Linked DNA regions of Homo sapiens: region 2 is linked to region 1. The links are chromatin loops, found by intact Hi-C in ENCODE. Cell type or tissue: mammary epithelial cell. All regions are shown on one strand. Links, peaks and the distances in the headings refer to the core of each region. The heading gives the core; the rest is flanking DNA. Region 1 overlaps AGO3 (argonaute RISC catalytic component 3). Region 2 overlaps AGO3 (argonaute RISC catalytic component 3).

Region 1 (16,125 bases), core at 3,688-11,687:
CCTGCTATCCTAGTGTGAGATAGGTAATACTATAGAAATTCTGGCTCTACCATTTGTCTAATCATTTGAACTTTGGCCAAATATGTAATGTCTATGAAACTATTTTCTGATCTGTAAAACAGGAATAATACCTGCCGTGCCTCTTTCTTATGAATCTTGTGAGATCAAATTAGAAAATAAACAATAGCTAAAATGTATCAAGTTTTTACCATGGTCCTGGATGGTGTGCTAAGTGCTTTACATATATGATCTCATTTAATCTTCACACCAACCCTATAGTTGAAGCAATCCTTTTACAGATGAGGAAAACTGAAGTAAGTGCCTAAAATTTCATAGTAGTATGTAGCAGAACTGGGAATGGAACTCTCCATACTAACTCTAGAGCTGAGCTCTTAACCAGCATATACTATTAGTAATGCTCCTTGTAAACTACAGAATGCCGTATAACTGTATAGAATGTTCTTCATTTGCAAAATGGATTACTGACAGACCATTACGCTTAACATCAGTAGTCTGGTGACCTCTCATATATGAAGCACACAAATCTTTGCTTCATCCTTCCATTCCCTTCCCAAACTTCCCATTACTACTTTGTAGGAATTCATGACTAGACAAAGGTTTTATATTTAGTGGTTTCTCCTTCCAGGGGTTTCACAGACCAGCTGCGTAAGATTTCTAAGGATGCAGGGATGCCCATCCAGGGCCAGCCATGCTTCTGCAAATATGCACAGGGGGCAGACAGCGTAGAGCCCATGTTCCGGCATCTCAAGAACACATATTCTGGCCTACAGCTTATTATCGTCATCCTGCCGGGGAAGACACCAGTGTATGGTAAGGATATCTTAAGACTGCATTTTTCCTCAAGTACTTGATGTCCTTTTAGGATTATACTGAAACATATCCTAAAACTTTCAAATATTAAAATATATTTTATGATACAGTATTTAAAACCATGTATTATTACTTGAAGACAAATTAATATAGCAAACTAAATAGTCCAAGATGAGACATTGTAAAAAGAGTTTCCGGGCTGGGCGTGGTGGCTCACGCCTGTAATCCCAGCACTTTGGGAGGCCGAGGCGGGTGGATCACCTGAGGTCAGGAGTTCGAGACCAGCCTGGCCAATGTGGTGAAACCCCATCTCTACTAAAAATACAAAAAATTAGCTGGGCGTGGTGGTGGGCGCCTGTGGTCCCAGCCACTCAGGAGGCTGAGGCAGGAGAATGGCGTGAACCCAGGAGGTGGAGCTTGCAGTGAGCCGAGATCGCACCGGTGCACTCCAGCCTGGGCGACAGAGCGAAAGTCCGTCTCAAAAAAAAAAAAAAAGGGTTTCAGTAGTGAAAAGAGGCATTACATAACAATGGCTAAAGAAAGAATTATTGAATAAAAATGGCATTGAGATAATTTGAGTATCAGTATAATGTAGTGGTTAAAAGCACAGGCTATCAAATTAAACTGTGTTGCTCAATATTCAGGTACTGCCGGTTCTACTACCTGTGTGATTTGGCTGAATTACTTAATCACACTAGCCCTTAGTTTCCTCATCTCTGGAATTGGGACAATATTTATGTATGTATGTGGTGTGTATGTATGGGATAGGATCTCTCTCACTCTTTCAGGCTGGAGTGCAGTGGTGCAATCATGGCTTACTGCAGCCTTGACCTCTTGGGCTCAAGCAATCCTCCTTTCTCGGCCTCCCAAGTAGCTGGAACTACAGGCATGTGCCACCACACTGGACTAATTTTTTATTTTTTTATTTTTTTTGTTTGTATTTATTTATTTATTTATTTTTATTATACTTTAAGTTTTAGGGTACATGTGCACAATGTGCAGTTTAGTTACATGTGTATACATGTGCCATGCTGGTGCGCTGCACACACTAACTCGTTATCTAGCATTAGATGTATCTCCCAATGCTATCCCTCCCCCCCCCCCACCCCACAACAGTCCCCAGAGTGTGATGTTCCCCTTCCTGTGTCCATGTGTTCTCATTGTTCAATTCCCACCTATAAGTGAGAATATGCGGTGTTTGGTTTTTTGTTCTTGCGATAGTTTACTGAGAATGATGATTTCCAATTTCATCCATGTCCCTACAGAGGACATGAACTCATCATTTTTTATGGCTGCGTAGTATTCCATGGTGTATATGTGCCACATTTTCTTAATCCAGTCTATCATTGTTGGACATTTGGGTTGGTTCCAAGTCTTTGCTATTGTGAATAATGCCGCAATAAACATACGTGTGCATGTGTCTTTATAGCAGCATGATTTATAGTCCTTTGGGTATATACCCAGTAATGGGATGGCTGGGTCAAATGGTATTTCTAGTTCTAGATCCCTGAGGAGTCGCCACACTGACTTCCACAATGGTTGAACTAGTCTATTTATTTTTTTGTAGAGACAGGATCTCACTATGTTTCTCGGGTTGGTCTCAAACTCCTGGGCTCAAGCAATCCTTAAACCTTGGGCTCCCAAAGTGCAGGGATTACAGGTGTGAGCCACTGCACCTAGCCTCTTTCTGGTTTTAATTGAGCATTTTATATGATTCTATTTTCTTTCCTCTTTTAGTGTATCAGTTATACTTCCTTGATATATAGCACACATACCCTGGGATACTAATAATACCTAATCCATATATAGGGTTGTTGTAAGGATTAACTGAGTCTAATATGTAAAGGGCCTAGAATAGCACCTGTCATATAGTAAACAGTCAATGTTAACTGTTATTATTATAAACAAAATTTTGTGAGATTAATAAGCTAAATATAAATCATTGAATCGTAGAAAAATACAAAGAAAATATAATTTTCAAACCACTGAACGGGGTAAAATCATGTAAGTTTAGAAATAATAGAAGAAATCACAAAAGAAAATTGTCAGATTTGACTGAGTACTGAGTAAACATTAAATTTTCTCTTTCTTTCTTTTTTTTTTTTTTTTTTTTTGAGAGAGAGTCTCGCTCTGTCGCCCAGGTTGGAGTGCAGTGGTGCGATCTCGGCTCACTGCAAGCTCTGCCTCCTGGGTTCACGCCATTCTCCTGCCTCAGCCTCCTGAGTAGCTGGGACTACAAGCACCTGCCACCATGTCCAGCTAATTTTTTTGTATTTTTTAGTAGAGACAGGGTTTCACCGTGTTAGCCAGGATGGTCTCAATCTCATGACCTTGTGATCCTCCCGCCTCAGCCTCCCAAAGTGCTGGGATTACAGGCGTGAGCCACCATGCCCGGCCCTTTTTTTTTTTTTTGAGACAGAGTCTCCCTCTGTTGCCCAGGCTGGAGTGCAGTGGCATGATCTCAGCTCACTGCAACCTCCACCTCCCAGGTTCAAGCTGTTCTTCTGCCTCAGCCTCCCTAGTAGCTGGGTCTATAGGCGCGTGCCACCATGCCTGGCTAATTTTTGTATTTTTAGTAGAGACAGGGTTTCACCATGTTGGCCAGGGTGGTCTCAAACTCCTGACCTCAGGTGATCTGCCCACCCCAGCCTCCCAAAGTGCTGGGATTACAGGCATGAGCCACTGCGCCTGGCCCCTAAATTTCCTACATGTCACGGATGTACTAAAATGAAAAGAAAACCAATAGAGTGTGGAAAATATTTGTAGCAAATAGAAACAATAAACAAATAGTTTATTATTAGTTAAATAAAAACCTTCTTTTTTTAGATTAATGAGAAAAGATTATAAACTGAAATTTAGTAAAAACAAAGCAAGTAAATATATGATAAGTTTGTTTTTATTCATAGTTAAAGAAAAATACAGGCCAGATGCAGTGGCTTATGCCTGTAATCCCAGCATTTTGAGAAGCCAAGGTGGGCAGATTGCTTGAGTTCAGGAATTCAAGACTAGTCTGAGCAACATGGCGAAACCTCATATCTGCAAAAAAATAGAAAAATTAGCCAGGCATGGTAGTACACATCTGTGGTCCTAGCTACTTGGGAGGCTGAGATAGGAAGATCACTTGAGCCAGTAGGTGGAGGTTGCAGTGAGCCAAGATCATGCCACTGCACTCCAGCAGCCTGGGCAACAGAGCGAGACCCTTTCTCAAAAAAAAAAAAAAAAGAGAGAAGAAAAGTACAAATCAATAAAGGGAAAAATTTTGTGCTGCTAAATTAGCAAACATATTTAAATATTATAATACCTAGTGCTTGTGAGTATGCAGTGTATTAATACGTTGCTGATGGTAGTATAAATTGATATTACCTTTTTCATCAAAACTGTAAACATGCCTGGGCTGGTCTCGAACTCCTGGCCTCAAGTCATCCTCCCGCCTCAGCCTCCCAATGCTGGGATTACAGGCATGTGCCACTGCTCCTGGCCCCTCCTGGTTTTAATTGAGCATTTTGTATAATTCTATTTTTCATTCTCTTTTAACATATTAGTTAGACTTCCTTTAAAAATTTTTGTAGTGTTTTCCCTAGACTTTTTAATATATATTTACAACTAATCTGAGTCTACTTTTAGGTAACATTATACCACTTCTTAGATAGTATAGAGATACCTTGTAACAGAATACTCCCAATTTTTCCCTTCTGTACCTTATATTTCTGTCATTTATTTCACTTATCCATAAGCTATAACTACCCAATACACTGTTGCTATTACTATTTTGAACAAATAATCATCTATTAGCTCAATTAAGAATATGAAAATACAAGATTTTATTTTACCTTTATTTATTTGCTGACCTTCAACCTTCCTCCTTACTTTTGTTTTGTTTTGTTTTTTAGAGACAGGTCTTGCTATGTTGCCCATGCTGGTCAGTGGCTATTGTCAGGCATGACCATAGTGCACTGCAGCCCCAAACTCCTGGGCTCAAGTACTCTACCCACCTCAGCCTCCCCAGTAGCTGGTACTACAGGCATGACCCACACTGTACCCTGCTTTTCCTTCATTTATGATTTCTGATCTGTATCATTTTCCTTCTCTCTGGAAAATTCTTTTAATATTTCTTGCCAAGCATTTCTACCAGCAACAAATACCCTGTTTTTATTTGTTTGAGAAACTCTTTATTTCTCCTTCATTTTTTTTTTTGAGCCACATAATGATTTAATGTTTACTTGCAAATCATTCACTCACATAATTTCAAGTACTAAGTCATTCTGGAATTCTTACATTCTGACATTAAGAACATTCACATGTTGTGCAGCCATCATCACTATCCATTTCCAGAACTTTTTTCCATCATCCCAAACTGAAACTCTTTATCCATTAACCAATAACTTTAATATCCTATTAAACCTCACGTAACCCCTGGAAAGCACTGTTCTACTTTCCGCTTCCATGAATTTGACTATTCTAGTTTCCTTATGTACATGAGTCCTACAATATTTGGCTTTTGGCATAATATCCTCAAGGTTCATCCATGTTGTACTATATGTCAGAATTTTCTTCCTTTTTTGGGCCAAATAATATTCCATTGTTTGTATATGTGTGTGTGGGGGGGCGGGGGGTGTGTGTGTGTGTGTATACACCACATCTTGTTTATTCTTCTGTTGATGGACACTTGGGTTGCTTCTACACTTTAGCTATCATGAGTAATGCTGCTATGAACATAGGTGTACAAATATCTCTTCACAACCCTGTTTTCAGCTATTCTGGGTATACATCTAATAAGTGTCATTGCTGCATCATATGGTAATTCTATTTTTAATTTTCTGAGGAACCTCCACAGTGTTTTCCACAGTGGCTGCACCATTTTACATGCCCACCAACAGCGCACAGGAGTTCCAGTTTCTCCACATCCTTGCCCCAATGTTTGTTATTCTCTGGCTTTTTGATAGTAGCCATCCTAATGGGTGTGAAGTGGTATCTCATAATGTCTTTGATTTTGCATTTTCCTAAATGATTAGAGACGTTGGGCATCTTTTCATGTGCTTATGGGTCATTTTTCTGTTTATCTTCTTTAGAGAAATGTGTATTGTCATTTGTCCTTTTTTTTAAGGCAAGGTCTCACTCTGTCACCCAGACTGGAGTGCAATGACACGATCATAGTTCACTGCAGCCTCCATCTCCTAGGCCCATGCAATCCTCTTGCCTCAGCCTCCTGAGTAGCTAGAACTAAAAGCACATACCATCATGCCTGGCTAATTAAAAAAAAAATTTGGCAGGGATGGGGTCTTGATTTGTTGCCTAAGCTGGTCTCTAACTCCTGGGCTCAAGCAATCCGCCTCAGCCTACCAAAGTGCTGGGATTACAGGTGTGAGACATTGCACCCATTTTTCTATGTTTTTTATATATAAGAAGTTATGCTGGGTGCAGTGGCTCACACCTGTAATCCCAGCACTTTGGGAGGCCAAGACGGGTGGATCACTTGAGGTCAGGCGTTCAAAACCAGCGTGGCCAACATGGCAAGACCCCATCTCTACTAAAAATACAGAAATTGGCTGGGCGTAGTGGCTCATGCCTGTAATCCCAGCACTTTGGGAGGCCAAGGCGGGTGGATCACCTGAGGTCAGGAGTTCAAGACCAGCCTGGCCAATGTGGTGAAACTCCATCTCTACTAAAAATACAAAAAAAAAAAATTATCAGGGCATGGTGGCAGGTGCCTGTAATCCCAGCTACTTCAAGAGGCTGAGGCAGGAGAATCACTTGAACCCAGAAGGCAGAGGTTGCAGTGAACCGAGATTGCGCCGTTGCACTCCAGCCCTGGGCAACAAGAGCGAAACTCTTATCTCAAAAATAAAAAATAAAAACAAAAAAAATAAAAAGTAAATAAAAATACAGAAATTAGCTAGGTGAGGTGGTGCACACCTGTAATCCCAGCTACTCGGGAGGCTGAGGTAGGAGAACTGCTTGAACCCAGGAGGCAGAGGTTGCAGTGAGCTGAGATCGCGCCACTGCACTCTACCCTGGGTGACAGAATGTGACTCCATCTCAAAAAAAAAAAAAGAAGTTATGGCTGGGTGCAGTGGCTCTTGCCTGTAATCCCAACACTTTGGGAGGCTGGAGCAGGAGGATCACTTGAGCTTAGGAGTTTGAGACCAGGCTGGGCACCATGGTGAGACCTCCCTCATCTCTACTTAAATAAAAAAAAAAAGGCTTGGTGTGGTGGTGCATGCCTGTAGTTCCAGCCACTTGGGAGGCTGAGGCAAGAGGATCGCTTTAGCTCAGGAGGTCGAGACTACAGTGATGCATGATCATGCCACTGCACTCCAGCCTGGGTGACAGAGTGAGATCCTCTCAAAAAAAAAAAAAAAAGTTATATACACCGAAATATTTATGATGGTTATAATGGCAGAGGAGAGGAAAGGAACAGGGGACTTTTGTTCTTTGCGCTATAATACCTCTGAATTTTTAAATTAAAGATAAGAGAATAGGATTGAAAGCTGTAAGTGTACTGTGATTACAAGTACATTAAAATAATATAAATGAGAAAATTATTGGAAGAGAGTACTATAAAACGATAACAAGGGATTATGTGCATGTTTCACTTTATGCTTTTCAGTTATTGCAGTTATGCTATGGCAAAAATATACCTTTTTATACAAAGAAGAAAACAACTAGAAAAATTGTCACTAAATACTTAAGCTAGTCTTCAAAGCAGTATACTTTCAATTTTAACAGCATCGCCTTAGTACTGTATTGGCATAATTTTTGGTATCCTGTAATACAATGATGGATTTTAAGGGGGAAACATAGTAGCTTTATTTTCAGTATGTAAAATTATTTTCAGGTCTTTTTTTCTGACTAGAGGTTTTGCATCTATTCCATAGCGGAAGTGAAACGTGTAGGAGACACACTTTTGGGTATGGCTACACAATGTGTTCAAGTCAAGAATGTAATAAAAACATCTCCTCAAACTCTGTCAAACTTGTGCCTAAAGATAAATGTTAAACTCGGAGGGATCAATAATATTCTTGTACCTCATCAAAGGTAAGATATGCTAATCGCTTATGAAAATATTATTTTTATATCTTCATTTGTCTATATATGACCATATCTAACTACTATAAGGGCTGTGTAAGAGACCCCCTTAATAATTCCTACTATGGGAGATTCGTAGACATTTTGGTAAAAAAATAATTTGGATTGGCAAGGTTCAGAGATTCTCTTGTGAAAATGCCCCCCACAATTTTATTTTATCTTATTTTTTAAGGAAAGAATGAAGCAAAGCAACAAAAGCAGAGATTTACTGAAAATGAAAGTACACTCCAGAGGGTGGGAGCAGGCTCAAGCCCCAAAAATTTTCATTTAGTATGCAAAGTACCTCTTACCTAGCCAGAAAGTATCCAGTGCTTTATTTCTCACTGGAGAGCCCAGCTTGAAGAATTTTCACTTTATTTGGTAATCATCTTCAACCTGGTTTCATGAGACTACTCACCTACCTGGAATGTGAAGGAGAGAAGGAACTGGGAGCCCAGATTAGTCAATTAAGTAAGCCATATCAGCCTTCCTGCTATAGTCAGTGAGAAAACACATTACTGTTAGATCACCCTTCTTAGAGCTGGAGCTCTTAGGAAGTAAGAGACAACATGACCTAGAAACAGGAGGTAGCTTATTGTGCAAGTCACTGAGGAAGAGGTCATTTTTCAGAGAATTGAACAAGTTCCCTTTTAATAGTTGAAGCAATTAGGCCTCAAAAAAGTTAACTGTACACCACAAATAAACATTAGAATAAGAATTGGCCCATGTTTGTTTGACACAAAAGTCCTTTTTTTCCTGTTTTTCCATGCCATCTCTACTTTCTACCCCTGTTAAATATGAGATGAGATCCGTAAATGAGATAAATAAAGAATTTTATCAACAAGCCCAACATGGTGAAACTTTATCTCTACAAAAAAATAGAAAGATTAGCCATGTGTGGTGGCATGTGCCTGTCGTTCCAGCTACTCCAGAGGCTGAGGTGGGAGGATTACCTGAGCCCAGGGAAGTCAAGGCTGCAGTGAACTGTGATTACGCCACTGCACTCCAGCCTGGGCAACACAGTGAGACCCTGTCTCAAAAAAACAATAATAACATAAAGTAAAATAAAAGGAAGTCCTAGCTTCCTTTATGACCATTGAATATATGTTACTCAAATTTATACTTTTGGCCAGGGAGTGGGAGTAGTGGATTCCCAAAATCCCTTCCAGTCTGAAGTGTAATGATTCCTTTTTCCCTTGAGAGATTACATAGGTTTAAAATATAAGTCTTTTTTTAAAGAGTGATAAAAATTTGTGGATCATAAGGAAGTTTATAATTTTGTGCCCATGTTGGAGAATACTAGCATCTGTTAATATTAATACAGCCCTTTTCAACCACCAGCACCACTATTTTAGATAAAATTCTGCTGTGAATAAAACTTTGGATTGGCCGGGTGCGGTGGCTCACGCCTGTAATCCCAGCACTTTGGGAGGCCAAGGCAGGTGGATCACAGGGTCAGGAGATCGAGACCATCCTGGCTAACATGGTGAAACCCCATCTCTACTAAAAAATACAAAAAATTAGCCGGGTGTGGTGGCGGGCGCCTGTAGTCCCAGCTACTTGGGAGGCTAAGGCAGGAGAATGGCATGAACTTGGGAGGTGGAGCTTGCAGTGAGCCGAGATCGTGCCACTGCACTCCAGCCTGGGTGACAGAGCGAGACTCCGTCTCAAAAAAAAAAAAAAAAAAAAATTTGGATTACATAGGACTTCCTCTGTGCTGTCAATAACTTGAAGTTACGTTGCAATTGTGTGAAACAGATAAATGGATACTGAAAAAATGAAATATCTAACCCTTTTTCAAAATGTGTTTAAGACCTTCTGTGTTCCAGCAACCAGTGATCTTTTTGGGAGCCGATGTCACTCATCCACCTGCTGGTGATGGAAAGAAGCCTTCTATTGCTGCTGTGAGTGTTAGCCAGGTTTATCTTACCTAAGGTTGACAGACCAGTATCAATTTTGCAGTTTCAACTTTTTGAATTTTAATATTTTCTTTGTAGCCAACTTTCATAAATGTTCTTTGGGTTTTTGAAAAGAATGATTATTCTCTGGTTTGGAGTTTGGAAGTTCCATATGTATCTATTAAATCAAGTTTGCTAGTTATATTATTCAAATCTTCTGTATTATACTTTAATTTGTCTACTTGACCTCTCCATGATTATGCATTTTTAGTTACTTTTTGTTGTTTTGAATAGTTTGTTTGTATATTTCAGTAATGTCTTTGTCATAGAAAGATACACTACATATAAGCTTGGTGGATTACATTTTTTATATATAAAATGTCTCCCACCTTCATCCAGGTCAATACTTTGCACCTGAATTCTTTTATTTTATTTTATTTTATTTATTTTTTTCAGACAAAGTTATCTTGTTGCCCAGGCTAGAGTGCAATGACACAATCTCGGCTCACTGCAACCTTCATCTCCCAGGTTCAAGCGATTATCCTGCCTCAGCCTCCCGAGTAGCTGGGATTACAGGCACCTGCCACCATGCCCGGCTAATTTTTTGTACTTTTAGTAGAGACGGGGCTTCACCATGTTGGCCAGGCTGGTCTTGAACTCCTGATCTCGGTCAGTCCACCTGCTTCGGCCTCCCAGAGTGCTGAGATTACAGGTGTGAGCTACCGTGCCCAGCCAAATTCTTTATTTTACTACTGCCACTCCTGTTTTTAACATCTGCCTGTTATTTCTTTGCTCTCTGTGTTTGTAACCTTTTTGTCTCAGTTTAAGTGTATTTCTTATAAACTTGAGAAAGCTTGATAATATTTTACCTATTTTGAAAATCACTTGATTTTAACAAATAGCCAACATTTCGAAAATATGAACATCTTTTAGGCATATTTAATAAACTTCAGAAATTAAACTGTAAGATTTAATTGGCCAGGCGCGGTGGCTCACGCCTAGAATCCCAGCACTTTGGGAGGCTGAGGCGGGGGTGGATCGCTTGACGTCAGGAGTTCAAGACCAGCCTGACCAACATGGTGAAACCCCATCTGTATAAAAAATACGAAATTAGCCTGTCGTGGTGGTGGGTGCCTTTAATTCCAGCTATTCGGGAGGCTGAGGCAAGAGAATCACTTGAACTCGGGAGGCGGAGGTTGCAGTGAGCTGAAATCATGCCACTGCACTCCAGCCTGGGTGACAGAGGGAGACCCCATCTCAAAACAAAAAAAAAGATTTAATATTTTTTCTATGATACATTATAATCTTCACATAAATCTTGTTTTATGAATCTGATAAATCTAATTCATCCCTGAAAATGATAGTAATATTTAAATTTCCACTTCATGATTTCAAAACTATTTTCATTAGTAAAGGAAATTAATTTTTATCTATTAATTCTCTTGCTTTTGTATTTTTAATGTTATACATGAATTATTTTCTTTAAATGTTCAGTGGTTGTATTGAGTCATCTCTAACATTCATTAAAGTGTTCTTATAGATGATAAAATGATAAAGAAAGGAACTCAAAAGACTTCCTTGGATTTGCTACTTTGGGTCATTTTCCACAAAGGTTTAAGCATATTTTAATTCCTTTGGACTTCTGGTAGTCATTGTCTTTTTCTACTAAATCCGTTTCTACCAAATACCCACTTTCTTTTGTGGTTCTCAGAAGTCTTGTAAATAGAATTTATTGGTTGATTCTTTTTCACTATATGGCTTCTATCTCCAAGAACTTAGAGAGTAGTGTGAGAAACTAAGTAAGTAATGAGTGCCACATAGTATAATAGGTGTTATCATGATAACGAAGTAACAACATTTAAGTTGCAAGAACCTGGTGTGTTTTGGGAATGTTGAGAAATACAAGGAATTGGAACATAGTATACTGCAGGCTATGAGGCTAGGAAGCCTTTGTGAGGCATTTTGTTCCATCCGAGGGTCTGGATTTATTCTTTTTTTTTTTTTTTTTTTTGAGACAGAGCCTCGCTCTGTAGCTCACGCTGGAATGCAGTGGGCGCGATCTTGGCTCACTGCAAGCTCCGCCTCCCGGGTTCACGCCATCCTCCTGCCTCAGCCTCCTGAGTAGCTGGGACTACAGGTGCACGCTGACACACCCGGCTAATTTTTTGTATTTTTAGTAGAGACGGGGTTTCACTGTGTTAGCCAGGATGGTCTTGATCTCCTGACCTTGTGATTCGCCCACCTCGGCCTCCCAAAGTTCTGGGATTACAGGCGTGAGCTACCGTGCCCGGCCTGGATTTATTCTTAAGTAGCGAGATACCTTTCAAGGGAAAGAAATGGTCAAAGTTCCATTTTTGAAGCATGACTTTGGTATAGGTTAACTGGAAGAAAGGGTCTGGAGGCAGTGACCAGCTCTAGGCTCTGATCAGAATAATGTTATAAGTTCATGCTTTGAGGTCTCTTCTCCAAAGACATAACAATATTAGACACAGAAAGAGAAATTAATATAGCTAGTTTCAAAACCAAGATTAACTTCTCTGAGGACCAGATACAGAACACAAATGCAGCTCAATAAGACTGTATAGATTCAGGCCAAGAGGGAAAATTCTGATTTTAAAATTTATGAAGCGTAACAGTTCTAAGATGAAGCTAAAGTCTTAAGTATGGCTTCTGAGATAGGTTGCTAAAGTGGAAGAGATAGGAAGAAAAATCAGTGGTTTGAATTGGTCCTTGTTTTTTCTTATTTCTTTTCTCTTATTCTCTTATACACATCTTTTTGTCTTTTTCTTTCCTTACTAATCTTTAAGTCTACCAACAACACAAAGAATCTAATTGTTAAATGTATAGTTCAGCCTAGTTATAGGAAAATAGTTTTTTACCCTATACTAGGTGTTTTATTCTGTTCTTCAACGGGAAGTACTATTCTTTTTAATTTTTTAAAAAGATGGGGTAGGCTGGGTGCGGTGGCTCATGCCTGTAATCCCAGCACTTTGGGAGGCCAACGCAGACGGATCACGAGGTCAAGATATCAAGACCATCCTGGCCAACATGGTGAAACCCCATCTCTACTAAAAATACAAAAATTAGCTGGGGGTGGTGGTGCACACCTGTAGTCCCAGCTACTCTGGAGGCTGAGGCAGGAGAATCGCTTGAACCCAGGAGGTGCAGGTTGCAGTGAGCCGAGATTGTGCCACTGCACTCCAGGCTGATGACAGAGCAAGACTGCGTCTCAAAAAAAAAAAAAAAAAAAAAAAAGAGAGAAAGAGAGAGAGATGGGGTCTTGCTATTTTGCCCAGGCTGGCCTTAAATTCCTGGGCACAAGTGATCCTCCTGCCTCAGCTTCCTGAGTAGCTGGGACTATAGGCACATGCCGTCATACCCAACTCAGAATTACTATTTTTGATTACTTTCAAAGTAAACAGTGATGAACAGGTTACAGTAAAATAAAAATGTAAATGAAATTCATGTAATTTTGATTATCATTTATTTTTATTTATTTATTTATTTATTTTACTTTTTCTAACCTAGGTTGTAGGTAGTATGGATGCACACCCAAGCAGATACTGTGCCACAGTAAGAGTTCAGAGACCCCGACAGGAGATCATCCAGGACTTGGCCTCCATGGTCCGGGAACTTCTTATTCAATTTTATAAGTCAACTCGGTTCAAGCCTACTCGTATCATCTTTTATCGGGATGGTGTTTCAGAGGGGCAGTTTAGGCAGGTTGGTTACCTAGAATCTCATCAGACTATGGTGAAATCAGATATTGTGTTTATAATATGGTGTCTAGTTCTAGAGTTAAAAACCTTGTTAGAGTTCCCCAAGTCAAAACTTGGTGTTTTGTTAGATTGTCTTTTTGAAAATGTTCACTACGAATGTGTATGCCTTGCTTGCTAAGACCATGTTCTAATAATCGTTAAAATGGAATCTATTAGCTATAGAGTGGTGAAATTAAGGAATCCTGAGATTAAATCATTATCCTACTTTGAAGTATATAAAAACAAATAGCTGACTATATTGAATCTTTCCATTTCATATTCTCTAGGTATTATATTATGAACTACTAGCAATTCGAGAAGCCTGCATCAGTTTGGAGAAAGACTATCAACCTGGAATAACCTACATTGTAGTTCAGAAGAGACATCACACTCGATTATTTTGTGCTGATAGGACAGAAAGGGTAATCTCACCTCTGTTGTAATACTGTTATAAACCAAGCTTATCCAACATAGTTCATAGAGCATTCAACAAGGGCCCTCTGCCAACAGCAGGATTTCCAATATATAGTAGCAAATTTCAACAATTACATTATGAGTATAGAAGCATCAAAATAGATTATTTTTAACTTTCTAGAATTTCTAGTCACACTCCAAATATTCAAAATCTCATTCTACTTTTTTGTTGTGAAGAAACTCATGGTTTTAAAATTATTCTTCTATTCATATTTTCCTAAAATCTTCAGAAAAAACAGTACATTCTCTTTTTAAAATATCTCATACAAATTAGTTTTTTAAAAAAGTGGAAATTCAGGCCAGGCACAGTGGCTCACACCTGTAATTCCAGCACCTTGGGAGGCCAAGGCAGGCAGATCACTTGAGGTCAGGAGTTCAAGACCAGCCTGGCCAACACGGTGAAACCCTGTCTCTACTAAAAATACAAAAAATAGCCAGGTGTGGTGGCGCACATCTGTAATCCCAGCTACTCGGGAGACTGAGGCAGGAGAATCACTTGAACCCAGGAGGCAGAGGTTGCAGTGAGCCGAGATGGTGCCACTGTACTCCAGCCTGGGCAAGAGAGCAAAACTCCATCTCAAAAAAAAAAAAAAAAAAAAAAGTGGAAATTTATACAAACTAACTTTTAGCCATGTTTCCTTTAAAGTTCACAGAATTATTTTATGCATTTTATAATGTGAATGTATATTTTTTATAATTAGGAAGGAAAGAGAGGTATAAATACCTAAGGAAATATGTTTTCTTTTTTTTTTTTTTTTTTTTTTTTGAGACGGAGTCTCACTCTGTCGCCCAGGTTGGAGTGCGGTGGCGCGATCTCAGCTCGCTGCAAGCTCCGCCTCCCAGGTTCACGCCATTCTTCTGCCTCAGCCTCCTGAGTAGCTGGGACTACAGGCGCCTGCCACCATGCCCGGCTAATTTTTTGTATTTTTAGTAGAGACAGGGTTTCACCGTGTTAGCCAGGACGGTCTCGATCTCCTCACTTTGTGATCCGCCTGCCTCGGCCTGCCAAAGTGCTGGGATTACAGGTGTGAGCCACTGCGCCCGGCCAGAAATATGTTTTCTTATCTGTGTGCAGCAAGACAGCAGTCTTACTGTCATTTTCAGTGCTCTGATCACATCTGCCCCCATCCTGTAAATCTTGGAGCAGAGAAATCTAATGATACCAAGTGTTGTTTCCCCTTGAGAAAGGGATTTGATAGAAAGGACTAAGAGAGGGGTGTTTTTCTTTGCCATACATACTCACTGTATTCCTTTGGGCAAGCAACTTAACATCTCTGTGTCTGTTTATTTCTTAGCAAGATTGGATAATATTAATATCTACCTTATTTGGGTTGTCGGGAGAATTAAATAAAATACGTAATGCACTTAGAACAGGGCTTGGCCCACACTAAGTACTCAGTAAAGATTGGCTAGCTCTCATTAGTAGAGTGATGAGAACAAAAAAAAATTAATAAATAAAGTTTGGCTAGCTGCAGAGTGGTGGTGATAGTGGTAGAATAGAGAAGAAGAAATAATAATAGATATTGTTCTAAGTATTGCTTATAAATTTCATCAATTTAATCCTCACCAACAAGATTATGAGATAGTTGTATTTTTTTGTTTTTGTTTTTTTTGACAGTTTTGCTCTGTTGCCCAGGCTGGAGTGCAGTGGCATGACTTTGGCTCACTGCAGCCCCCACCTCCTGGGTTCAAGTGATTGTCAGGCCTCAGCCTCCTGAGTAGCTGGGATTACAGGCATGTGCCACCACACCCGGCTAATTTTTGTAGTCTTATTAGAGGCAGGATTTCACCATGTTGGCCAGGCTGGTCACAAACTCCTGGTTTCAAATGATCCGCCCACCTCGGCCTCCCAAAGTGCTAGGATTATAGGTGTGAGCCATCACACCCAGCCTACAACTTTTTGTATATATTAATTAGAAGATTTACGTGTTGCTAATTTATTAGAGTTAAGTATTTTTTTAGGACCAGGCATAATTTAGTAGATTATGAACTGTTTTGTTTTGTGCTTGGTAAAGTGAAGCTGGTTGGTCCACACCACTATAATTCAAGGTACTACCTTATAACAGTCACTCACGTGGCAAAAATATTATCTGAGTCAG
Region 2 (16,125 bases), core at 5,048-13,047, 60 kb before region 1:
AAAAAAAAAAAAAAAAAGAAAAAGAAAGAAACCAGATTTAGTAATAGTGGCCACAAAGGAAAACTTAAAATGGCAGAGAATCATTGAAATTTGCTTTGAACTAAAAAATGAATAGGTGAATCAAATTTTTGTTGTAAAATTTACTCTAGAAGAGGCTTGATACTGTTTTCAGTAGTTTCAGTAAAACAAAATTGAAAAGGGAGGGAAAAAATAGAAACTTTGTGCCATGTAGAAAATCGCTCTGGGTATCCAGTCAGCTTGATGTTTTTATTGTTCCAGAAAATGCTGGGTTCTTGCCCCCACTTAACTGAGGTAGACTTGAATCTCTCTTTTTTTTTTTTTTTTTTTTTTGAGACAGAGTTTTGCTCTTGTTGCCCAGGCTGGAGTTCAATGGCGTGATCTCGGCTCACCACAACCTCTGCCTTCTGGGTTCAAGCAATTCTCCTGCCTCAGCCTCCCAAGTAGCTGAGACTACAGGCATGCGCCACTGTACCCGGCTAATTTTGAATTTTTAGTAGAGACAGGGTTTCTCCATGTTGGTCAGGGTGGTCTCAAACTCCCGACCTCAGGTGATCCACCTGCCTTGGCCTCCCAAAGTGCTGGGATTACAGGCGTAAGCCACTGTGCCTGGCCTTGAATCTTTTAAATTAGTTTTAGATTATATCAATACTATGTGAGTACATTCTCATTGTAATATATTTAGATTTTATAAACAAAATAAAAGTGACCCTGTAATCCTGTCACTTCCCTCTCTAGAGGTAACCACCATTTGGAATATATCCTTTCAGTTTCTCTGCTTTTACAAATGTGTGTACAAAAAATACGTATTGATTTGTGAAAATTTGGTATTTCCTATATAGTCTGTAAGTTTTGAATATATAAGTATTGAATATCTTTCTGTGTCAGTTACATTGGCTCAGATGTTTGCTGGGTAAAAATGGAGGTTTTATAATATCCTTACTAGCTAGGTACTGTAAGGATGGGAGGAGAAAGGAACACAGGTATGTTTGCTGCTCTCAGGAGGCTCACAGTTAGAAGAATTGAAAATATATAATCATTATAATAGACAAAGTGTCCTAATAGAGATATGTACTAGGTGTCTTCTTGGTACAGAGGAAAGATTACTCTTGGAGAAAGAAGTTAATATGTTAGGGAGTGCTTAGAGATGGTAAAAGAGATTTTGAATCACTTTCTAAGAATATTTTGCAGGTCAGATGTATCCTGGAATGATTAAGTAATATGCTCGCTTCATTCTTCTCTGTCTAGTGAAATGTATGTCATCTTTTGGCAATAATCAATCTTTTTGGTGTCTTAAGCCAAGATTCTAAAAGCAAAATCTTTATCATATATGAATATTTTTTAGAATTTTGACAGCTTTATACAGTGGCAGAAATTACTTCTGTTAATATTTTTATATTTCATCTTACAGAGGATTATGTGAATATATTGTTTCCCTTCTTTAGGGAGGTGGTTGACTCAATGGTTCAGCATTTTAAAGTAACTATATTTGGAGACCGTAGACCAGTTTATGATGGAAAAAGAAGTCTTTACACCGCCAATCCACTTCCTGTGGCAACTACAGGGGTAAGATATGCATTCCTGTATTGGAAAGGTATATTTTTGAAGTGTCTCCTTTTACACGCATTTATTACCATTTTTATTACAGTCCATATATATGTGAATATTTATCACTGATTGTTTTTAACTTTTTGTTTTGAAATAATTTCAAACTTAAAGAAAAGTTGCAGGAATCATGCAGAGAACTCTCATACACCCTTTATGTAGCTTCACTGAGGTTCTGAACATTTCCACCTTTGTTTTATTTTTTTTCTTTCTCTCTTGTACATACATACTTATTTTTTCCTGAACCATTCACAAGTAGGTTGCACATACCATGCCCCATTAATATTTATTTTATTTTATTTTATTTTATTTTATTTTGAGACAGGGTCTCGCTTTGTCACCTAGGTTGGAGTGCAGTAGTGTGATCTCGGCTCACTGCAACCTCTGCCTCCCAGATTCAAGTGATTCTTGTACCTCAGCGTCCTGAGTAGCTGGGATTACAGGCACGTGCTACCACTCTTGGCTAATTTTTTTGTGTTTGTAGTAGAGATGGGGTTTCGCCATGTTGGCCAGACTGGTCTCAAACTTCTGACCTCAAGTAATCCACCCAGCTCAACCTCCCAAAGTTCTGGGATTTTGGGAGTACCACTGCACTCTGCCAGTATTTAATACTTTAATGTATATTCCTAAGAACAATGATAAAAACCCTTGTACAGTTATCAAGTTCATTAAATTTAACATTGATATGATACTTTTATTTAATCAACAATACAAATTCCAGTTTTACCAGTTTTTCCAATGATGCCCTTTAGTATTATTTTTCTCCTCTGTTACAGAATCCAGTCCAGGATCATGATATAGATACCATGTCGTTCTTTCCCCAGCCTTTTTTTATCCTTCATGACAGTAACGTAGTTGAAGATTATCGGTAAATTATTTTGTAGAATGTCCTTCAGTCTGGGTTTGTCTGATACTTCCCCTTGATTACATTCTGGTTATGCATTATTGGCAGGAATATTATATAACCATTCTTTCCTTATCAGTGCATCATATCAGGAAGCACGCAGTATGTATTTGTTCCATTATTGGTGATTATTGGTGATGTTAACTTTGGTCAGTTGATTAAATTGGTGTCTGCCAGTTTTCTCCTATTGGGGTATTCTTTTCCTCCTTGTAGTTAATAAGCATCTTGTAGGGAGATTCTTTTTGTAATTGTGATAAAACATATGTAACATAAAATTTACCGTCTTAACCATTTTTAAGGTATATTTCAGTGGTATTAAGCACATTTACATTGTTATATAATTATTACCACCTTCCATCCCCAGAATTGTCTTTATCTTTCAAAACTGAAACTCCATATCCATTAAACAGTATCCATTGCTCCCTCCCCTCAGCCCTGGCAACCACCATAGTACTTTCTGTCTCTGAATTTGACTATTCTAGGTACCTCATGTAAGTGAAATCATAGATTGTTTGTCTTTTTATGACTGGCTTATTTCACAATTTATCCACATTGTTTCATGTGTTAGAATCTCCTTTTCAAGGCTGAATAATATTCCATTGTATGTATGTAACACATTTTGTTAATCCCTTCATGCATCAATGGACACCTTTTGGCTATTGCAAATAATCCTGCTATGAACATAGATGTAAAAGTATTGAACTCTGCTTTCGGTTCTTTGGATATATACCCAGAAGTAAATTTGCCAGGTCATGTGATAATTATTAATTTTCTGAGAATCTGCTGTATTGTTTTCCAGAATGGCTCCATCATTTTACATTCCCACCAACAGTGAACAAGAGTTCCAAACTCTCACTTCCATGCCAACACTTGTTTTCTGTTTTGTTTTTTTTTTTGTTCGTTTTCTAATAGTAACCATCCTAATGGGCGTGAGATGATATCTCATTGTGGTTTTGATTTGCATGTCCCCCAACAATTAGTGATGTTGAGTATAACTTTGTAGGCTTATTGGCCATTTGTATATCTTCTTTGGAGAAATCTGTGGTCAAGTTGTTTGCCCATTTTTTGAACTGGGTTGTTTGTTTTGGGTTTTGGGCAGTGAGTTGTAGGAGTTCTTTATTTTTAGATTTTTTATTTTTTTTAGCTAAACTGATCAATACCATTGTAGGAGTTCTTTATATATATTCTGGATATTAACTTCTGTATTCTGGATATTAACTATATATATTCTGGACATTAACTTCTTATCAGATATATAATTTGCAAACATTTTCTTACATTTCACAGGTTGTCTTTTCACTATGTTGTGTCCGTTGATACACAGAAGTTTTTAATTTTGAAATGGGAGATACTTTTAAGGATCCTGTTGCTCATTGGATTTTGATTATTCTTGCTTGGCAATTGATTATTCTTGCTTGAAAGGATTATTACTATGTAGAAGTGGTGATTTTCTAATTCTGTCATTCATTCTCCGTATGTTCATTAATCTGCTGTAAGGGAGTATATTTTCTTTTACTCTATTTATTGATTTCACTGCCCAGATTGTCCCAGATTTGGCCAGTGGGAACTCTTTTAAGCTGACTCCTGTGTCCTTTTGAAATGACACTTTTTGGGGAATACAATCCTGCATCACCTAAAACAATGGGGATATGCTCTGCGAAATGTGTCCTTGGGCAATTTTGTCATTGTGCTATCATCACAGTGTATACTTACGCAAACCTGAATGGTATAGCTTACTACACACATACACCATATAATATGGTTTATTATTGCTATAAACCTATATAGGATGTTACTATACCGAATACTGTAGGCACTTGTAAGACAATGGTAAATATTTGTGTATCTAAACGTATCTAACTATAGAAAAGGTACAGTAAAAATACATTGTAAAAGATTGTTTAAATGGTACGCCTGTATAAGGCAGCTTCATTATAATCTAATGGGACCACCGTGTATATGGGGTCCATTGTGGACCAAAAATCATTATGTGGTGCATGACTCTACTTCATTACTTTCTGGCACAGGATGTTCCTGGTTTATTTTATGTTTTCTCTGCTGCAGTCCTGCAACTAACCATTTCTCTGAGGATCTCTGGTTTCTTTTAGTTGGCAAATGCAATTTTGAAATGAAAATCTGGGTACTGGTATGTTCACAGCTGCTGGGGTATATGTGCTTCTAAGCCCTTTCAATGGATAGAGGTAGGAAATTTATAAATAAGTAGATAAATAAATAAAACGGACAATAAAAACATATTACACTTTGTATGGTAAATCTAACACATATATATAGGAAATCGTGAGTTCACACCCGATTCTTCCAATTCTAGTCCGTGCCTCATGGGATTCTTCCTTTCCTCACTCCATTTCATATTTGTATCTTTCTTCTTTAGTTAGATTCCTGGCTCCTCAAAACATCACCACTCCTTCTCATTTGCTCAGTCCTACAGTACATATAAAATAGTTTGTGAGAAAACAAACCTACTAATGATTCAAGGCTTTATTTTGTATGCAATTCTTCTAAATCCACCCTTTCTCTACCCCTAGAATTAAGACTATTGTCAGTATACATACTGTGTTCAAGAGTTACTTGAATTAGAGCTTCCTTTTTCTTTTTTTTCAATGTGGTTATGTTATTTATTTGAAATTTATTTGGGTTCATTTGATTCTGTTTATGATATTCTGTTTTAATTTTTTCCCTCCCTCCCTTTGTTTATTTATTTATTTATTTAGACAGGGTCTTGCTCTGTAACCCAGGCTGGAGTTCATTGGCACACTCACAGCTCACTGCAGCCTCAACCTCTCAGGCTCAAACGATCCTACTGCCTCAGCCTCTCAAGCAGCTAGGACCACAGGTGTGCACCACCACACCTGGCTAATTTAATTTTTTGTAGAGACTAGGTCTTGCTCTGTTGCCTGGGTTGGTTTAAAATTCCCTGGCTCAAGCAGTCCTCCTGCCTCAGCGTCCCAAAGTGCTGGGATTACAGGAGTAAGCCACCATACCCAGCCTAAATATATATATATATATTTTTTATTATAAATATATAAATTATAAATAATATATAAATTTATATTATAAATTATAAATAATATATAAATTTATATTATAAATTATAAATTTATAAATATATAATATATATTTATTTTATTTATTTATTTTTTTTTTGAGCCTCACTCTGTTGCCCACGCTGGAGCACAGTGGTGTGATCTTGGCTCACTGCACCCTCTGCCTCCTGAGTTCAAATGATTCTCGTGCCTCAGCCTCCCGAGTAGCTGGGATTACAGGCATGCACCACCACACCCAGCTAATTTTGTATTTTTAGTAGAGACAGGGTTTCACCATGTTGGCCAAGCTGGTCTTGAACTCCTGACCTCAAGTGATCAGCCTGCCTCAGCCCCCCAAAGTGCTGGGATTACATGCATGAGCCACTGCGCCTGGCCTTTTTTTTTTCTTTTTTTTAATATGTAGAACTTTAATATGCTTCCAAATTTCAAAAGTATACCAAAACATATACTCAGAATTGTTCTGTCCTTATTTTTTCCAGTCCATTCCCTCCCATCCTTTGAAAGTAACTAGTTTCTTTGTTTCTGGTTCATGCTTCCTGTGTTTCTTTTTGCAGAAGTAAGCAGATATGTGAATATTTTCCTCCTTTCTTACACAAAAGATGTCATAATATTTGTAATCTTTTGTACTTTGCTTTTGTCACTTAATAGTATAGCTTGGAAATTTATTCCATGGCAGTTTCAAGAGATTTTCCTCATTCTTTTTTCATAGCCGCATAGATGTTGGAGCATTTAGGGTAGTTTCCAGTATTTTGCAATGACACATAATGCTGGCACGAGTAACTATGTTATTTAAATTTTATCTACAAAAAAAAATGGTATATTTTAGTCTATTGACTTTATTTTTGCCATGTTTTCTCTTAGATATTTTTATAAGTTAAATCTAAAATAATTGTATTTATCTTTTTCAACATTTACCAGTTGACTCTTTTCCCATCAACAGGTAGATTTAGACGTTACTTTACCTGGGGAAGGTGGAAAAGATCGACCTTTCAAGGTGTCAATCAAATTTGTCTCTCGGGTGAGTTGGCACCTACTGCATGAAGTACTGACAGGACGGACCTTGCCTGAGCCACTGGAATTAGACAAGCCAATCAGCACTAACCCTGTCCATGCCGTTGATGTGGTGCTACGACATCTGCCCTCCATGAAGTGGGTGCTTCTGCTTTTTTTCTCTTTAGATTTTAAACTCCCAAGAATGAATTGTGCAGGCTTCCCTTGGTTAAACCTTTATTTGTCATATATTTTGATTGTTCAACTGAAATGTTGAACAAGAATAGCATCCATACAAATTCATTGACAGGAGTACGTTACAGAAAATTATCTGGCTTTTGCAAGTAACTATACGTCATTAGCTTAGCTAGTCTCATGAATAATTTTATAGAAAAATATCTCACCCTTTCTCTTAGGATCTAAAAGTCTTAACAGATCTATTTTCAGATGTATTTATTTAGTTATCTTGTTTTAAAAGTAATTTCACTGTTTATACAACAATATCAAATTGTGTTGAATTGCTTTTTTTCAATAACCCTAGGACCTCACATGTGTAGGGTATGCTCCTGTGTGTGAGCGCATGTGTACCCGTGTATTTTTTATTGTTTGGTTGGGTTTTTTTTGAGACATGGTCTCACTCTGTCACCCAGGCTGTAGTGCAGTGGCACAATCATGGTTCACTGCAGCCTCAACCTCCCAGGCCTAAGCAATCCTCCTACCTCAGCCTTCTGAGTAGCTGGGACCACAGGTATGCACCATCATGCCTGACTAATTAAAAAAAAATTTTTTTTTTTTTTTTTTTTTGTAGAGATGGAATCTCCCTATGTTGCCCAGGCTGGTTTCAAACTCCTGGACTCAAGTAATCCTCTCACCTTAGCCTCCCAAAGTGCTCGGATTACAGGTGTGAGCCCCCACACCTGACTCAGTATGTTTTTTTTTAAAGAAAAATAGTATGTCTTGCAAACACATTTATATAAATACCTTTTTGTTCAATAATTATTTACTTGTTAACATTTTTAAGGTCGGAACTGTTAACTTTTTAAAACCTATTTTTAAGAAATTATTTTAAATAAAATTTATTCTTATTTCAACCAACAATTTTGAGAAAGGAAAATTTAAGTAGATTTTTTTCCATTTAGAGTGGATACTTTTTGCTTTCTCAAATTTGGAACATGTTTAGTTTCATATATTCATAATGATAAGCATCATTATGTTAATTGTGCTCTAGTCTCCCCTTTTCTGCAGATTTAAATACTTGCATGAGAAGGAAAGGATTGAACATGCCATTTTAATTTTTGTAGATACACACCTGTGGGGCGTTCATTTTTCTCCGCTCCAGAAGGATATGACCACCCTCTGGGAGGGGGCAGGGAAGTGTGGTTTGGATTCCATCAGTCTGTTCGGCCTGCCATGTGGAAAATGATGCTTAATATCGATGGTAAGGGAACTAAAGCCATATTCTGTATTGGGTGGTGGATTTCTGTATGATGTGTGTACATAAATTTTATATATAATTATACATACTGGTGTCTCGAAGTAATATTTGGACATGTATTATGATCTACTGGAGAAACCTTTATATTTTTATTACATTTCATTTAGAAAGCCTGTAGAATTTACCTTGGAATGCTGCTAAACATGAAGCAAGCACATGAAGACAGATTTAAAAGCCCTGATGATTATCTGAGCAATCTTCTATTATAACTCACTTTTGCCCTTTTAACTCTAAGCCAACATTTTATTATGAAATATATATTTTAAGAAAGATAATTCTGTTGGGCATGGTGACCCCCAGATGTTATACCCACTGCTGGTCTTAATGTGATGCTAATTGCATTCTTGTTTTTAGGTGTTTTCTTACAAAATATTTTCAAGCTTATGTAAAAACAGAGAGAGTAGTATTATGAACTACCACATAGGTAGCCATTACTCAGATTGTCAGAATTTTTCTACCTTTGCGTAATCCGAGTACATTTCTTCCTCTACAGTAGTGTTTTTAAATCTAATTCCAGACAGCATGTTATTTTATCCCTATTACTTCAATGTGTACCTCTAAAACTATGGATATTTTCTTATAGCAGCAATGGCATTATCATATGTAGGAAAATTATAAACAAGCATTTATTTTTACCCTCTAATACCTGTCCACAATCAGATTTCCCTGATTGTCTGAAATATGCCTTTTTCTTGTTAGCTGGTTCTAATCAGAATCCAAACAAGATCCACACATCACATTTGATTATTGTGCCTTTTGCCATCTAGTAGTCCCATTTCCTTTCCTGTTTTCTTATTTCTTTATGCCATTGACATTTTACAAAAACTGGGTCACTTGTTCTGTAGAATATGTTCAAATCTGATTTTGTCTTTTTGTTTTCTTGTGTTATTACCTTGTTCCTCTATCCCCTGTTTTTTCTGAAAATGAAAGTTAGCTTAGAAGTTTCATTCCATTCTGGTTCAAAATGCTTAAGTGCTTTATGTCGTGTCATATTAGGAAACACAGTATCTAGTGGTCCCAATTTTAGTGATTCAAAAATCAGTCTCTAGGTTCAGAGATTAATCAGTAGATTCAGAGATCTCTCCATTGTAAATTTCTTAATTAACCTTTGAATTGCTAATGTTCTGTTCACTGATCGTTGTGGCCCAAATTATTTATTTCACTAGGGATTACGAACTGGTAATTTTTCTGTTATTCTTTTTGCATTAGGTGGAATTTTTCTGTGGAAAAGCTCAGTGTCCTATTGAAAATTAGTAAATGTTTGAAAGCTTTCTTGCTTTCGGGCACAGCAGGATATTCCTTGCTCATCTTATATTTCCTGCCCAGTACCTGAAATTAGACATTCCTCCAAGGATCCCTGGATCCTTCCAGATTAGGGTATAGTTTCCTCATTTTTTCAGCTGCACCTACCATTGTGTAATATATGATTGAGGAGGGGATATATTTAACCAGTTTTCTTTAGATGTATACTAGGGTTATTTTTAACTTTTCTATTTTACATCATTTTATGTATATTAAGATAAGTCTGTAAGATACATTCCTGGCGGTTAGACTGATGAGTTAAGGGCAAATGTATTAATATTTGTAATTTGTATCATTGTTGCCAGATTGCACTCCATAGAGATAGTAAATATTTTGCATCAATGAATGAGAGTACCAGTTTCCTTATATCTTTGCCACTAGAATCATCAAACTCTTAGATTTTCTTCAATCAGATTTGCAAGAAACAGTTTTCTTGTGTCTTCTTAATTTGTATTTGACTACCTTTTCACAAATATAAGGGCCACTTGTGTTTCTTTTTTAATGAACTGTTAGTTTATATCTTTTGCCCTTTTTTTTCTATTGGATTTTTCGTCTTCTTATTTACTGAGAATGCTTTCTAAATTAAGGAAGTTAGCTGTTCATCTGTCATGAGTTGCAGATATTTTACCTAGGTTGCTATTTGTCTTTTGACCTTTGGTATTGTGATGTTTTTTTTGTTGTTGTTTTTGTTTTTGCCATGCAGAAGTTTGTTTGTATGTTGGTGTGTGCACACATACATATGTATTGGTCAGTCATTTCTTTTATGACTTTTAATATCTGATAGGACTAGTCCCATTTTTCTCTTTTCAGGGTTTTCCAGACCATTCTTATGTATAAGCTTTAGAAATTCCTTGTTTAGATCCAGTGAGTGGGAGAGGACAGATTGTTATTTTTATTGAGATCCTATTAGATTTATAAATTAAGTTAGGACAAATTGGCATATTTAAGGTGTTGTCTTTTCTGTCAAAGAATATACTATGTCTTTCTATTTGTTTAAGATTACTTTCATTTTCAAGAGATCTTAAAGCTTCACATAAATTTTGCACATTTCTTTTTTTTTTTCTTTCTTTCTTTTCTTTTTTCTTTCTTTTTTTTGAGACAGAGTTTCGCTCTGGAGTACAATGGAGTGATCTCGGCTCACAGCAACCTCCGCCTCCCAGGTTCAAGCAATTCTCATGCCTCAGCCTCCCAAGCAACTGTGATTACAGGCATGCACCACCACACCCAGCTAATTTTGTATTTTTAGTAGAGATGGGGTTTCACCATGTTGGTCAGGCTGGTCTCGAACTCCTGATTTCAGGTGGTCCACCCACCTCAGCCTCCCAGAGTGCTGGGATTACAGGCGTGAGCCACTGCACCCAGGCCATTTCTTGTTATTCCAGGATATTTTCTCCTTTTTGTTGCTATTAAATGGGTTTATAGATACTAACTGGTAATTGCTTATATATATTCAGGCTTTTGATTTCTGTATACTTTCTCTCTTTCTGTGTTATTGAATTCCATTATTGTTTGTGGTATTTTTTCAAGCGATTTTATTGGGGTTTCTAGGTTATAATCATCACCTGCAACTAGTGATAAGTTTACCTCTTCCTTTGGATTTTTATACCTCTAATTTTTTTTATCAGATTATATAGACTAATTAGACAGGGTAGGATTAAATAGTAGTGATTAATGTGCGTCCTTTTTCTTTCTTGCTCTAGAAGCATTAAGCATTGTATGTATACATTGTCATATTAAGGAATATCTGTTTCTTATTAAGTACGTTTATCAAGAGTATGTGTTAAATTTTGTCAGATGCCTTTTCAGCATCTATGGAGCTGATGATGTGATATTTCTCTTATTTTTAACAAACATTGAACCAAACCAGGACTCCTAGATTCTTTTAATTGATGCTGGATTCTGTTTGCTAATACTTTCCTTTTATAAATTAACATGCAGAAGTCATATTAATCTGCAGCCTTCCTTTTTTGTACAATCTTTGTCAAGTTTTGGTATTATTTCCTAAAAAATTCAGAAGTTTTCCATTTTCTAAAATGTATAACAGTTTTAAAATAGTATTGATATTATCAGCTCTTGTATGATTTCGTAGAATTCCCCTATAAAACCTTGTGACCTGCCGTTTTTTGTTTGGTTTGGTTTGGTTTGCTAGGTAGCTGTTTTAAAACTTCCCTCATTTATTTTGTGAAAATCAGTCTAATAATTTATCGTACAATTAAAAATAACTAAAAATATAATTGGATTGTTGGTAACATAAAGAAAGGATAAATGCTTGAGGTAATGGATACCCCATTTACCCTGATCTGATTATTATGCATTATATGCTTGTATCAAAAGCTCGTGTAACCCATAGATATATACATCTAGTATGTACCCATAAAAATTTTTTTTTAATTAAAAAAAAAAGTCTGTTCAGGCTGTTTAGGTTCACTTTTGGTAGCTCACATTTTACTGGAAAATTATTTTATTCATATGTAATTTAATTATACAGAGTTTTACAAAGTAGTTTCTATCGTTATTATGATTTTTTTTTTTTTTTTTTTGAGACAGGGTCTTGCTCTGTCACCCAGGCTGGAGTGCAGTGGTGTAATCTTGGCTCACTGCAACCTCCACCTCCCAGGGTCAAGCGATCTTCCCACTACAGCCTCCTGAGCAGCTGGGACTACAGACACATGTTACCACACCTGGCTAATTTTTGTATTTTTTGTAGAGACAAGATTTCACCATGTTGCCCAGGCTGGTCTCAAACTCCTGGTCTCAAGAGATCTGCCTGCCTTGGCCTCCCAAAGTGCTGGGATTACAGGCATGTGCCACCGTGCCCAGCTAGTTTCTATTAGTTTTTGAAATTCTGTGTATTTTTGTGGTTTTCCCAGTCTGTTATTTTGCATATGTATGCTTTGTTCTTTTTACTTTTTTTTCAGGTAGTGAAATTCAGTGGTATTTATTTTTCTCCATCTTTTTCAAGCTTTCAACAATAAGCATCTATTACTTCTTATCAAAAAACTAAAAAAAAGACGGTATGGCATCATAAATATTTATTTTAGAAAACAAAATGTATTTATTGAGTGCTTTCTGATTAAGAACAAAGTATAGTTAATGAATGCTGATTGTTTAATTAAGTAGTTTAATCCTTAACCTTTTTTCCTATGCCCTGACTTCTTTTTTGGTAACATAGTCTTCCCAATTAATGAATTACTGAAACCTATAATAAAGAATATTTTCTATTATTCTAGCTCAGGTGTATATTTAGTACTTAAACTTAAATACTTGAATCAATGAAATAAAATCTTGATGAACTCTTTCTAGAGATGTAAGGTACCCAAATTTCTTGACACAATTTTTTTTGAGTTTTGCTCTTGTCACCCAGGCTGGAGTGTAGTGGCTCGATCTCGACTCACTGCAACCTCCGCCTCCCTGGTTCAAGCGATTGTCCTGCCTCAGCCTCCCAAGTAGCTGGGATTACAGGTGCATGCCACGACACCCAGCTAATTTTTTTGTATTTTTAGTAGAGATGGGGTTTCACCATGTTGGTCAGGCTGGTCTCGAACTCCTGACCTCAGGTGATCCGCCTCCCTCCGCCTTCCCAAGTGCTGGGATTACAGGCGTGAGCCACCGCATCTGGCCTGAAAACAATTTTTTTTTTTATTAACGTTAAACTCACTAGAAAACTCTCAAGAATTGTGTTGAAGATCATTTGAAAATATATCTGCCAACTTCCTCTTCCTTCCTGAAGTGTGTTTACAGACAGAGCAAGTTACAACAGTCTTACTATTCTTTGAGGATAGAGCAGCTTCCTGGGGATTCTGGAGGCTCAGTTTTCTGGTCTGTTATTAGGACACAATACTGATGTTGAGGAAAGTAAGGCCTTGCTGACAATGGGAATTATTCTTAAAAGTTATTTTTCTATCTATTTTAGCTAGATTAGTAACATGTACTTTCATTTTGTTGGTGGAAATATTTAAAACAATTATTTTTCTGGTGATCACTGTTTTAGCCGTATTACAAAGCTTCTAATATGTAGTATTTTTATTATATTCTAGAAACTAGAAATACATAATATTATTTTCTAGAAACTCCACAAATTTCATTTGTATTTCCTCTGTGCTTGAAATATTGTTTGAGAGACTTTTCAAATTTTCAGATTGAAGATCTTTTTGTTTTCTGGATTTGTTGTGAATTTCTAGTTTCATTGTGTTGTTAAAAAATGTTGTTTGTGGCTGGGCGCGGTGGCTCATGCCTGTAATCCCAGCACTTTGGGAGGCCGAGGCGGGCGGATCACGAGGTCAGGAGATTGAGACCATCCTGGCTAACACGGTGAAACCCCATCTCTACTAAAAATACAAAAAATTAGCCGGGCGTGGTGGCGGGCATCTGTAGTCCCAGCTACTTGGGAGGCTGAGGCAGGAGAATGGCGTGAACCCAGGAGGCGGAGCTTGCAGTGAGCCGAGATCGCGCCGCTGCACCCCAGCCTTGGGACAGAATGAGACTCCTTCTCAGAAAAAAAAAAATGTGGTTTGTATTTTTCCTTTTAGAGTTTCTAGAGGTATTTTTTGTAGCCCAATATACGGTCAATTTTTGTGATAGTTCTATGGCTATATGAAAATAAGATATATTCATATATTAGTTTAGAGTGAAATATCCATCAGAGCTACCAGTTTGATTATGTTGCTTATGTCATTTATTTCCTTAGTTTTGTTTTTTGTTCTCTCAGACTAGGATAAATAAATTTCCTATTATTAATATCTTTCTGTTTCTTCTTTTATCTCCTGTAATTTCCATTTTCTGAATGTTGCTACTGTATTAGGAGCATATATATTCATATCTGTTTTCGTTATGAATTATAACCTTTATATAAGTGACTTTCTTTTTGTACTTTTTGACCAAAATTCTACATTATCTAATAAAAAGATTGCACTTCATGCTTTTGTGAACTTTATCCTATCCTTTAACTTTTTTTTTCAGGTATATCTTGATGACAGCATAGAATGGTTTGCTTTGTGGGTCAGTTTAAAGCTTTTTTTCTGTTTGGTGGATGAATTAAGCCAGATATAGATAGGAAGGACATATCTTTCTGTCAAGTCACAACCATTGGTCATGGTTTTGTAAAATTATTTTATGCCATTTTTTACATTTGTATATATTTTGAAACTTTGAGTGTTGTGTTTTCTGTGCTTTTTAAATGGTAGTCCTCATCTTAGGAAGATTTTTCCCCCCAGTGGTTATCTTTATACTTATACCTTCATATGATACCTATCTTCCTCTGTTTTAAAGCAGTCTTTTGTTTCCCTTAATTGAGTAACAATTACATTAGCTTTATTCTCTTCCCTTCTTTCTACTAGTTTTAGCCAATATAGTATTATTTTATTGCTCTTTATAATTTTATTCTGTCATGTTGCTTAAGTTTTTACTGATTGACTTTCAACTTTGACTCCTACCTGTTGCACATGAGGTGCAGTCATTGAGCTTATTCTACTTTTCATATATTCTACTCTTAACATCCATTTGTATATATTCATTGATTTGAATTCCTACATTCTTAGACCATGTAACAGTTTCATTCCATTTGTTTTCAATCTTAAATCTGCAATTAAATGTATTGTTGCTCACTGCCAGTCCTTTTGCTGAAATTTTTCTGGTCATTTGTTGGTTTCAGTTTGTCCTCAAGTTGTTTCTTCAAGAAATGCTCATATGAATAAGGCCTGAGTTATCTGTAGCCTTATTCCTGAAGGACTGTTTGGCTAGATGTGGAATTGTTGGCTCACACTTTTTCCTTGAGTACCTTGTAGGTATTTTTCCACTGTCTTCTGGCATTGACTGTTCAATAGAGAAGTATGATGCCAGCTTGATTTTATTTTTCTTAGAAGGAGTGTGCTTTTTTGTGTGTGATTGCTGAAAGTATTTCTTCCAAATACCAAATAATTTAGAAATTATTTTATTAAGTGACATCAGTAAAATTACTAGATGTTTTCTTAGTTGACCATTTTGGGTCAGTTTTATATCCATCATTTTATTTACTTTTAAAAAATTTCTATCCTACATGCTTCTTACTGTGCCTTTGGTGTTGTATATTTTTACCATGTGCTCATTGCATTTTAGTCTTCATCTTTTTAATTCTTAAAATTCTTTTTCTCCCATTTCTTTTCTGAGTTCTGCCATGCTTGTTTCACTACAACTCCTGTTGACTGGTTAGTTGCTCCTTGAGTTTCTAAATTTCTCCTCTGAACTTTTTCTTCATAACTGCATTAGGAATTTTTCAGTGTGAGTAAAAAGTAGGGTTTTAATTTTCCTCTGCTTTGTGATGATATTGTCTGTTGAGTTTTCTTTGTCAGAAATGTCGCGGTGCCTTTTTACATTTTTTTCTATGGTATTATTGTATGTATACTTACCACTTTTTTGTTGCTTATATTGGCATGAGATGAGTTTCCCAAACCATCTGTTAGAAGGGACTTAAGGGTGTTAGGAACATTAGGAACACCTTCGGAGCAAGATAGTTTTCCAGGTTTCTGTGCTCAAGGCCTCTCTCCTCCATTGTTCTGGTGGACTCTTTCTTCAAAATGCAGCCACATCTCCTATGCCTCTCAGTAACTTAAGGGGTTTAAGTAATATGAACTACCAGCCATGAGTTCCCCAGGTCCTGACTAGTTCTGCTACCAAGGGATGCACCTCCTACCCTTTAAATTGCCTGCCTCAAATGTTAACAATTAAAGAATTTGTGACAGGTATACAGGAGTTTTTTGTACTATTCTTAT

Evidence for each region. A loop is a pair of places that touch in the nucleus more often than their neighbours do. Peaks named below come from ENCODE experiments on the same cell type or tissue, not always from the same donor. Only the 100,000 strongest peaks of a DNase experiment are listed, where the experiment ranks them.
Region 2: a loop joins it to region 1, with 2.0 times the contacts of the local background. A loop is called at or near these places in 2 of 110 quality-filtered maps.

Annotation. Positions count from the first base shown.
Region 1 is chr1:36,026,468-36,042,592 of GRCh38, forward strand. It overlaps AGO3 (argonaute RISC catalytic component 3), which reads left to right. Exons shown (of 19, transcript NM_024852.4): 12 at 647-831; 13 at 7,707-7,866; 14 at 9,710-9,800; 15 at 13,323-13,517; 16 at 13,840-13,974. Among named protein-coding and RNA genes, the nearest start is that of TEKT2, 50 kb to the right of the region's middle. RefSeq lists an enhancer at 7,826-9,025. In mammary epithelial cell, for the core only: no CTCF peak of the experiment used is centred there; a DNase peak (open chromatin) is centred at 8,344; H3K27ac peaks cover 1,309 bases.
Region 2 is chr1:35,965,492-35,981,616 of GRCh38, forward strand. It overlaps AGO3 (argonaute RISC catalytic component 3), which reads left to right. Exons shown (of 19, transcript NM_024852.4): 3 at 1,464-1,584; 4 at 6,533-6,741; 5 at 7,884-8,020. Among named protein-coding and RNA genes, the nearest start is that of AGO3, 42 kb to the left of the region's middle. In mammary epithelial cell, for the core only: no CTCF peak of the experiment used is centred there; no DNase peak of the experiment used is centred there.